Linked DNA regions of Mus musculus: region 2 is linked to region 1. Evidence: chromatin contacts called from ENCODE POLR2A ChIA-PET data. All regions are on one chromosome and are shown on one strand. The core of a region is the stretch at or near the end of the contact, and the rest is flanking DNA. Distances in the headings are between cores, read along the strand shown. Region 1 overlaps Gm13056 (predicted gene 13056). Region 2 overlaps Hspb7 (heat shock protein family, member 7 (cardiovascular)).

Region 1 (4,501 bases), core at 580-3,079:
TACACTCTGAGTGTCTAGGATGTAGTTCCGAAGTGGGAAATAAGTTTTAAAACACACAGCCGGGTGTGGTGGCGCACATCTTTAATCCCTGCACTTGGGAGGCAGAGGCAGGTGGATTTCTGAGTTCGAGGCCAGCCTGGTCTACAAAGTGAGTTCCAGGACAGCCAGAGCTATACAGAGAAACCCTGTCTCAAAAAACCAAAAAAAAAAAAAAAAGTTTTAAAACACAGTGGAGCGCTTGTCTATCTCAGAGGAAGGGAGGCCTTGAGGTTCATCCTCAGAATTAAGCAAACACAGTGACTGGGGTGGTAGGTGGGTCCCATGCTGCAATCAGAGGAGACCAGGGAGCCCGCGGCTGCCTAAGGAAGCATGGAAGTGTGGGGCAAAATCAGGCAGAAGAGGAAGGGCATCTCCTTGCCCAGGTGCTGTTTGTATTTTGATGTTAATGCTGCTTCCTCCAGAGGGGCTGCCTAGACAGGGAGTGGATCACGTACTTGGGTGATTTCAAAGGACCCTTCTCCCCATTTAACTAATAAAGGCCACATCTGTGATCGGGCAGTGGAAGGGAAAGGTGGGGCTGGAGATTTTAGAGAGGGAGAAGAGAGGACGAAGGAGAGGCAGCCAGAGAAAGAGGAGGTGGAAGAAAAGTGGAGTAGAACCATGTGTCCCAGAGACACCACCAATAGCAGGGGATCTCGTAGCTGGGAATAGAGCAGTGTAGTGGCAAATCTGCCCAATCAGGGCATACAGCTTATAAATACTGTAACTGAGTTGTGTGCTCTTTGCAAGCGGTTGGAGATTTACTGCAACACGTGGCCAGATTAGCTTCTGTGCTTCTTAGATCCCTGGGTACTTCCTGAGAGGGTGAGCCTCCTCCACCCCCACTTCCTGAGGGACCCCCACCTAGCACAAGGGACTCCAAAGAAGTACCAAGCCCTTGGCTGGTCGCCACTTTGCCCAGGACAACCATACTGCACTTGTCCCTCTCTACCCCTGCTTCTCGTGCCAGGCAGAGGAAAAAGTGCTGGACAATTCAGGAACTGAGTCACAGGTCCTCCAGACACACCCTGTGCCCTCCCTGTGCCTTGAGACACACCCTGTGCCCTCCCTGACCTCAGTTTCCCCATCTGTGTAAGTGAGGCTTGCCTCTGCGTGGAATCCCACCTTCCTGTCTGCTGTATTTCTTTACCTTCCCATCTCCATCTCTGGAAGGAAACTGAAACATCTAGGCAGGAATGCGGCCTGCCTCCCAAAGTGCAGAGGCACCCCCTTAGCCTGACCTCAACTCCCCCAGACCTGAGGCACTCGGGCACCCGGGGGCGTGCAAGGACAGGACCTTGGATGCCATCATTGGGAGGAGAGGGGCACAGTGTGTGTGTCTATGTGTGTGTGTGTGTGTGCTCACACTGTAGAGTGTGCACCACTCTACAGTCAATGGGTCAATGTTGATCTCCCTAGAAGCCCTGGAGTCAAGCCGGGGCTAGAGAGGGATGGGAGGGGTGCCTGAGTGTAGAGAGGAACTTCCCCCTCCCAAGCCAAGGTTGGGGCCCATTGGTAGGAGAAGTGCAGTCAGGGCAGCCTGAGTGGCAGCCACCAGCACAGTAGGTGTTGCTCTCTGCTTGGCTTCTGAACTTGACAGGGAGGGCAGTTGAGGCAGCTATATGGACACCTCTGCTGGCTACAGGAGCCTGGAGTCTCCTTTGCTCCCTCCTCCCTCCCTCTTCCCTCCCTCCCTTCCTTCCTCCTCTTTCATGTTCCTCTTCTATTCCCCCCCCCCTTCCTGAGAGCCTGGTGTTAAACATTTACCAGCCCCTGGCTGGAGGCCACCACCAGTATCCCCAAGGGATCCCTGCCTTAGAAAGTCTGAGCTCAGATGCCCTGAACCCTGGTCTCAGGCCAGGTGACAGATCTGAGCCTGTGGTCCGAAAAACGTAGGGGAAAGGCCATGCGTTCCTCGTCACTAACAATTAGCTTCTCTTTTGACGCCATCATGACAATTTCCTGTGCAGGGCAGGGAAGAGTCCTGACTGTCCCCTTTGTGGTAAAGATTGAAGGGCTTACAGGTTCAGAGCCCCTGGACACGAGGGCAAGCCCTGCCCTGTGACACTGTCATCAATTGAGTAAATATTTGCCAAGTACCTCACTTAACCTCTGGGGTATGTTTCTTCAGCTAGACGGGCTCATTTGGCTGCATTCACTATTCATTCGTTCATTCATTCATTCGTTCATTCATTTGTTCATTCATTCATTTGTTCATTCATTCATTTGCTCATTCATTCATTCGTTTGCTAATTCATTCATTCTCTCACTCATTCATTTGTTCATTCATTCATTTGCTCACTCATTCATTTGCCCATTCATTCATTCATTCACTCACTCATTCATTTGCTCACTCATTCATTCACCCCCCACTCATTCTCTGGGTAGCTCCTGTCAGGTGGTGTGTAGGAAGATAGCAACATCTGGATATTTATGCCATGAATCCTGGCTCAGTTCTGGCTCAGCCCCACCTTCTTATGTTTTCTGGGCCTCAACCTTTCTTCCTGTATAATGGCGTCATGCAAGGGAGCTTTCCAAGTTCTCTCTGAGTCTACCTGGTGGAACAAGGCCCCAGCTGAGGCCACTGGTCATCAGGGTGACTAGTCCAGCAAGAGCTCAAAAGGTCACCAGCTCACACCCTGGAACAAAGCTCCTGCCACAAACTCATGCCAGTAACTTTAGCTCTCAGGAGGCTGAGGCAGAAGGATGGCAAGTTCAAGACCATCCTGGGATAAATAGCAAGTCCCTGTCTCAAAGGTTGAAAACCAAAACATGAGATTAAAATGGTCAGTTGTAGAGTGTGTACGTTATTACAATAAAGACACAAACCAGAATGGTGCCTGGCTCAGTGAGTGATGTAGCCTGCTGCCAAGCCTGACAGAGTGGGATCTGTAGGACCTACAGGGCAGGAGGAGAGAATGGACATCTGAAGGCTGGCCTCTGACCTCCTGGCACACACACTGTCATACACACACACACACAGACATATACACATACACTGTAATACAAAGATTTTGTTTTGTTTTGTTTTGTTTTGTTTTGTTTTGAGACAGGGTTTCTCTGTGTAGCCCTGGCTATCCTGGAACTCACTCTGTGGACCAGGCTGGCCTCGAACTCAGACAGAGATCTGCCTGCCTCTGCCGCCCGAGTGCTGGGATTAAAGGTGTGCACCACTACGCCCAGCTTTTTTTTTTTTTTTTTTTTTTTTTAAATTAAGAAATACAGAACAGGGCAGGGTAGTGCACACCTTCAATTCCAGAACTTGGGAGACAAAGGCAGTAAGATCTCTGTGAGTTCAAGGTCAGCCTGGCCTACGATGCAAGTTCCAAGCCAGCCAGGGTTACATAGTAAGACCACCCCCACCAAGAGAGAGAGACACACAGACAGAGACAGAGAGAGACGGAGGGAGGGAAGGAGGGAGGGAGGGACAGAGACAGGGAGGGGAGGGCTATTTGCTGATTTCTAATTTTATTTTATTTTTTTTCCATTTTTTATTAGGTATTTAACTCATTTACATTTCCAATGCTATACCAAAAGTCCCCCAGATTTCTAATTTTATTTGCAGTGCTTCACTGGACACTGCCACACAGCAATGATCAAACCGGACAAACATCCCTGGTTTTGCGCAGCGCATTCTGGGACGGTGCTGTCTGGAGCGCTCTCTGGCCGGAACGCCAGGTGGAAGGGTGGAAGGGCGTGCTCTGTATCTCTGTATCGGCTTTGCACAATCCACTGGCCACTCACTTCCAGCGGCCGTTAAGCATTCCAACCGCAAACAAAGAGAAGCTGCCTGCTTTCGGTCTTGCTCACTGTGATGGACTCACACAAAAGCTGGGTGTGTTGGTACAGGCCTGGCATCCCAGCTCGGGAGGCAGAAGCAGGAGAATTATCACACGGGGCTGGCCAGAGCTGCATAGCAAGACCTGGTCCTACAAAAATAAAAGTTAAGGCACCGAGGTGAGGCACAGCTGGTAGCGTGCCTGCCTAGGAGACACAAGCTACGGATTCCATGCCCAGCGGTGCAGAAACTGCATGTCATACCACACACCTGTTAGCCCTGCACACAGGAGCTTGAGACGGGGATCAGGAATTTCATCCTCAAATGCATAGTGTTTGTTCTCTCTCTCTCTCTCTCTCTCTCTCTCTCTCTCTCTCTCTCTCTCTCTCTCTCTCTCTCTCTCTCTGTGTCTGTCTCTTTCTCGTTTTGGCTGTCCTGGAACTCACTGTGTAGACCAAGCTGGCCTCTGTAGGTCCTTCTGCCTCTGTGCCAGGTAGTATGCACTGCTACCGCCCACCTGGCTGCTTTTGTCTTTCCAAGCTCCCAGTTGTTGCTCTTGGGCTTCATGGACATCCTACATCAGAGTCTCCCTGTAAAGTGTAGAGCCACCCCCACCCGCCCCCAGGCCTGGTTTAGACCTCTAGAGCCTTCATCTGGGATACAGGGCCCGGGACTCTGTTTATC
Region 2 (4,662 bases), core at 2,130-4,629, 140 kb before region 1:
ATTGCTTTCCCCTGGAGGGATGGATCAGTCCAAGAACAAGTCCTGATGGGCTAGGGACAGTGTGTTTATTTACAAGTGGCTGCAGCCATTACAGAGTACGGAGAGCTTAAGCTACTTGCTCAATGACACACTGTTTAGAGGCATCAAGCCAAGATTTTGACCCTAGGTGACCAGCCTTCAGGACTGAGGAGGGACCCCCCCCCCTCCTCTTTACTGAGGCTCCTTTGATTTTTTTCTGTGCCAGATTTGGGAGCAAGAGCAATTGACTGGGAAGCAAGCAGAGAGCACACAAGAAGAGGTGCTGGTCTGGGAGAGGAGAATGAGACTAGGGGTTGGAGTTTGGGGATCTTTAGTCCACACTTATGATTCAACTATGGGAACGCTGTTACTGTGTGACTCAGGGTGAGACAACATCCCTCTCTGAGCCTGGGCCTCATTATCATAGAGTTTGGACTAGATCCCCGAGACATAGGCTGGCCAAGCAAATGGACGGGTCAGCGTCTCTGCACCAGGCATGCGCTATTTGCTGAAATTCTGTTGAAGACAATCTGGAAGGAGTGCAGGCCTGAAACTCTACTTCTGTTTGTTTGTTTTAGAGAGGCTCTAATATAACCCGAGCGAGCCTCAAACTGTGTAGCCAAAGATAACTCTGAACTCCTGATCCTCCTGTATTGGGTCCCAGAGTGCTGGGATTTCAGACATGCACCCCCACACCCGGAGCTTGCAAGACAGGCACTCTACCAAGCTACACCCAGCCAGGACTCTGCCTTTGAGACTAAACTCTTGGATCTGTATAGCTTGTAGGAGGAAGTCTTTGGCCTTTGGAAGCCCAAAGCTTTGCTAATCTCTTATTCCCTGGTGCTTGGGGCAGCCCCTGGCTTGGCTCGTAGGCCTCTGAGGGTTCCGTCTGTCTTTTCAGCTTCTCTTGGTCTTTCCCCAAAGTTACAAGACATAGGAATCCCCCCTTCCCTCTATATTCTGAAGAAGTAAAGGCTTCCGTGTCTGGGAGCGAATGGAGCATGTCAGCTCAGATCAACAGTTTTCCTGAGCCACAGGCAAGAATTTAAGTCCCAGCGATGGCACTTCCAAGCTGGACGACTTTAGATCATTTACTTGACCCCTCTGAACTTCCATGTCTATCCTTGTGAACCGATAACACAATCTTTCTCTCAGGATTGCCAGGGTGTCTGGCTCACACTGGGCACTCAAGGAATGGGGCTCTCAGAATTAAGCTTCGCCAGTGGGGGCGGGACCTGCAGCCAGATCTATATTTAGTCTACAAAGGGTGGGCCAACCCTGGTGCCCCAGCAGGCGGAGCTGAGGAGAGACTCGTGGATGACCGCCCCCACCCCACCCCCACCCTCATCCCGTATCCCCACCCTCCCGGTCAGCAGGGTCACCTTGGCTGGAGCGACAGCCCAGGGCTCCCTTAGACCAGAAGAACCTGGTTTCCAGCGGCAGGAACCTGTGCAGTGGCTGCGACGTGTGGAACAGCCTACTAAGACCTGGGATGGGTGGCACAACCCCACCCCATCCACCTCTGGGGCAGTACCCCTTCCAGCGCTGGCTCTCCGGCTGACGTGGTCTTCTCGCCAAGGTGAACCTGACCTCGGGTGGGGGGTCGAGTGGAGAAGGTTGTCAGCCCCGCCCCCCACCCCAGCCCCGCGCTGATGAGTGTTGGGGCTGCAAATAGCCCAGCGGAATCCGTGACTCACGAGGCTGGAAATACTGCGCCCCCACCTTCCCTCCCTGTTCCGACCGCAGCCGCCAACGTAGCTGCTCTGGGGAGCAGCCTGACACTCTGATTTCAGTAGCTCCTGGGGCTGGGGGGTGGGTAAGGAGCGAGGGGACCCCCCTCCACCCAGAACACGCCAAGCCTACATCTATCCAGCACCCCACCCTGCAGCGGCCCTACCCCCTGATTCCAATTGGTTGTATCTTCGGAGCTGTGTGAGCTTGGGCCAATCACTTAGCTTCTCTGGGCCTCCGAGGCTTCATCCAGGAGAAAGGCTACGTTTGTAGCCCTTGGCTTGTGACAGTGCAGAACACAGTGCTGGCTGAGTCCAGCTCAGACATTCCTCTTGAACTAAAGAATGAATTCAAAGCGAAGGGCAGGCAGCCTGGAGACAGGTGCTGTAAGCGTTTTTGAAGAAAATCGCGGGGATTTCTGCAAGCGGGTTTGAGAATAGGATACCTCTCCCACACATGGAAACTTTAAGCTTCCTTCCCCAGCCGAGAAGTCCTCCCCATCCACTCCGTCCCTCCTCCTAGGTCGAACTTCAGGTGGGGTCTCCACAAGTCTGTCATATTGTCCTTTTATTGTGTACAGGTTATAGACTAGACTCCCACGACCCCACCCCACCCCCTCCTCCACAGGGTCCTAAGACTGTAGAGGCCCCTGGGACCCCGATTAGCAGTGAGCTTCCCCCTTTACACCCGATTCTACACGCAGAGACTGAGTCAGAGCCCAGGTCCCCCAGGGTTAAGGCTGACAAGGGTTTTTGCCCTGAATTTGGGGGCCAGAAGAGATCTGGTTTGGGGTTCTTCTTGTGGCCACCATCTGCAGTTAGGGCGAAGCAGGGCATGTGGCTCAGGAGAGGTGGAATGGGGGGGAAGTGTCCCCAGTACACAGAGGGGAGAGTCTGAGAGCCGCTGAGGCAGCGCTGGCTTCAGAGACAAACCTGGGCATCCAACTGGCTCAGAGACGCCAGTCTCCATTGATGAAAACAGAGATGCTAACTGTGACTCTTAGAATGCTTTGAATTGGGCTCCAACCAGTGGGAATGAGTATTTAAGGCATAGGACAATGGCGCGCGCGCGCGCGCGCGTGTGTGTGTGTGTGTGTGTGTGTGTGTGTGTGTGTGTGTGTGTGTGTGTGTGTGTGTGTGTGTGTGTGTACAAGTCCTGGCTCTTCCTCTCACTTCCAAAGAGGACCCTCTCTGCAGGGGAAGCCACCCAGGAGCCCTGGGCTCTGGCCTCATGCACCAGCAGCTGGAGATAGGAGCCTCATGTCATTTTAATAAACCCCATCTAGGTACAGGTGTCTTTGTCTGGTACATGTAGCTGTTAGAGCCTCAGGGTGACAGGTAGCCCTGGGTTTGAGGTTTCGAGAGTTACAAGGAAGGTAACAGTCATGGCTATCTCTCTGGCTTCCCTGAGGCAGTCTACCTAGGCCAGAAGCCCTGCTTGTGGCCAGCCTCTCATTTGCCAGGAAGGGGCTTCTGGTCCCCTGCCCTGCAGAAATGCCATTGAAGCCGCCACTCTGTGTTAGACTCTGCCCTCGTCTTGCTCTCCAGGTTGGTACCTCAGCCCCTCTATTGTGAACTTAGATAGGGAGGGTCTATCTGGGTGAGAGCAGACAGGTCCCTGGACTGCGTTGGATGGAGAGGGATGCCCTAGTTTGGGGCAGGGGTGACCCACCTGGGGCCTGAGAGTGTGTGGAGTGACTGGGGCCTAGGCTGAGATGTTCTGAGGGGTCATTGTCAGGGATCATGGTGACCTCACCGGCAGGCCAGTGGGGGAGGAGATAAGGGGGAGGCCAGGGGTGGAGAGACCCTCAGATTTTTATCTCAGTCCGGAAGGTCTGCTGGACATGTTCTGTGTGGGGGTGGCGCCGCGCCCGGATGGTGAGGCTACCATCCTCTCGAAGGGCCGAGGTCACCGATGTTGGGTCCACATCCTCTGGTAGTTGGCACTTGTGAGCAAAGGTGTTCATGACTGTGCCATCAGCTGCCAGCTGGGGGACAGATGACAGGTCAGGAATGGCTGCCCTAGCCTTAGCCTCACCCCAAAATCAAGCCAGAGTCTCGTCTTTGCTCTCTGTCTTCAGTTACCCCACTGTGTGATGAGGGGTTCAGCTATCAGGGTACAAAAGATCTGGCCAGGGGTGTTGGGGTGCCCAGGATCCCAGGGCTGTGCAGAGGGACTCAGAGGCCTTCTAGGGGTCCCCAGGGAAGCTGGGTATAGGATGGGGCTGGGTGGGGCTCAATAAGGGTTGAGCTTCCACAGCAGTGACTGGAAGTCTGAGATTCTTGAGCCATAGTGGGGAGATGACACAGCTGTGCCCTCTGGCTCCCCAGGCACCCTGAGTGTCCACATCAGGGCCCCTGCCCTCCCCCACGAGCAGCCCAGCACATAGTGTTCAGTGGAGCTGGCTGGCTGAGTCACTCTTGGGATGTGGGGCTGGCACGTGCGGCCAGTGGCGCAGTCCTCGAACCCCTGGCAGGGTTTCCCAGTGTCCAGCCTGAGTTAGGAGAGCTAGCCAGGCTTGGGGGTGGCAGGAAGGTGTTGATAAATATCCTCTAAGAATATTTAAGAATATCCTTAAGCACAGGCTTAAGAGCTGGGATAGCTGCTGGCCGTGCTCCTCTGATGATCTAGGTACCCTGAGACTCCGGGTAAGGTACATGAGGTGGAGGGTGGTTGTGACTCAGCTTCAGGGCTTTCTGCTCAGCCTCAGTCCCAGTATGGAGGTGCCACGACAGGACCCAGACTTTTGGCTCTGGGATGAAGGCGAGGTAGAGATGTGGTAGGAATGGACCGTGTTGCCCAGGTTGGGTGTGTCATTGCCACCTCCTCTACCCTGTGCCAGGGAGCTGTCCCTCCTGCACCGTGGTCACTTTCCACCATGGTGACTGTCCTCATCTCCTCACCCCCCTTACA

The links. ChIA-PET counts read pairs that join two places held with the same protein, here RNA polymerase II (POLR2A).
Region 2: POLR2A ChIA-PET joins it to region 1 with 50 read pairs in embryonic stem cell. The contact joins two enhancer-like sites. POLR2A ChIA-PET finds 5 or more read pairs at or near these places in 4 of 5 experiments (Patski and embryonic stem cell).

The regions. Positions count from the first base shown.
Region 1 is chr4:141,278,804-141,283,304 of GRCm38, reverse strand. It overlaps Gm13056 (predicted gene 13056), which reads right to left. Exons shown (of 2, transcript NR_151527.1): 2 at 3,511-3,968. Among named protein-coding and RNA genes, the nearest start is that of Gm13056, 2.6 kb to the right of the region's middle. Within about 2 kb of position 1,829, at least 1 of the 3 ENCODE cell types and tissues checked has a DNase peak (open chromatin) inside an H3K27ac peak, as active enhancers do.
Region 2 is chr4:141,422,953-141,427,614 of GRCm38, reverse strand. It overlaps Hspb7 (heat shock protein family, member 7 (cardiovascular)), which reads right to left. Exons shown (of 3, transcript NM_013868.4): 3 at 2,305-3,736. The coding sequence ends at 3,557. Among named protein-coding and RNA genes, the nearest start is that of Hspb7, 4.5 kb to the right of the region's middle. Within about 2 kb of position 3,379, at least 1 of the 3 ENCODE cell types and tissues checked has a DNase peak (open chromatin) inside an H3K27ac peak, as active enhancers do.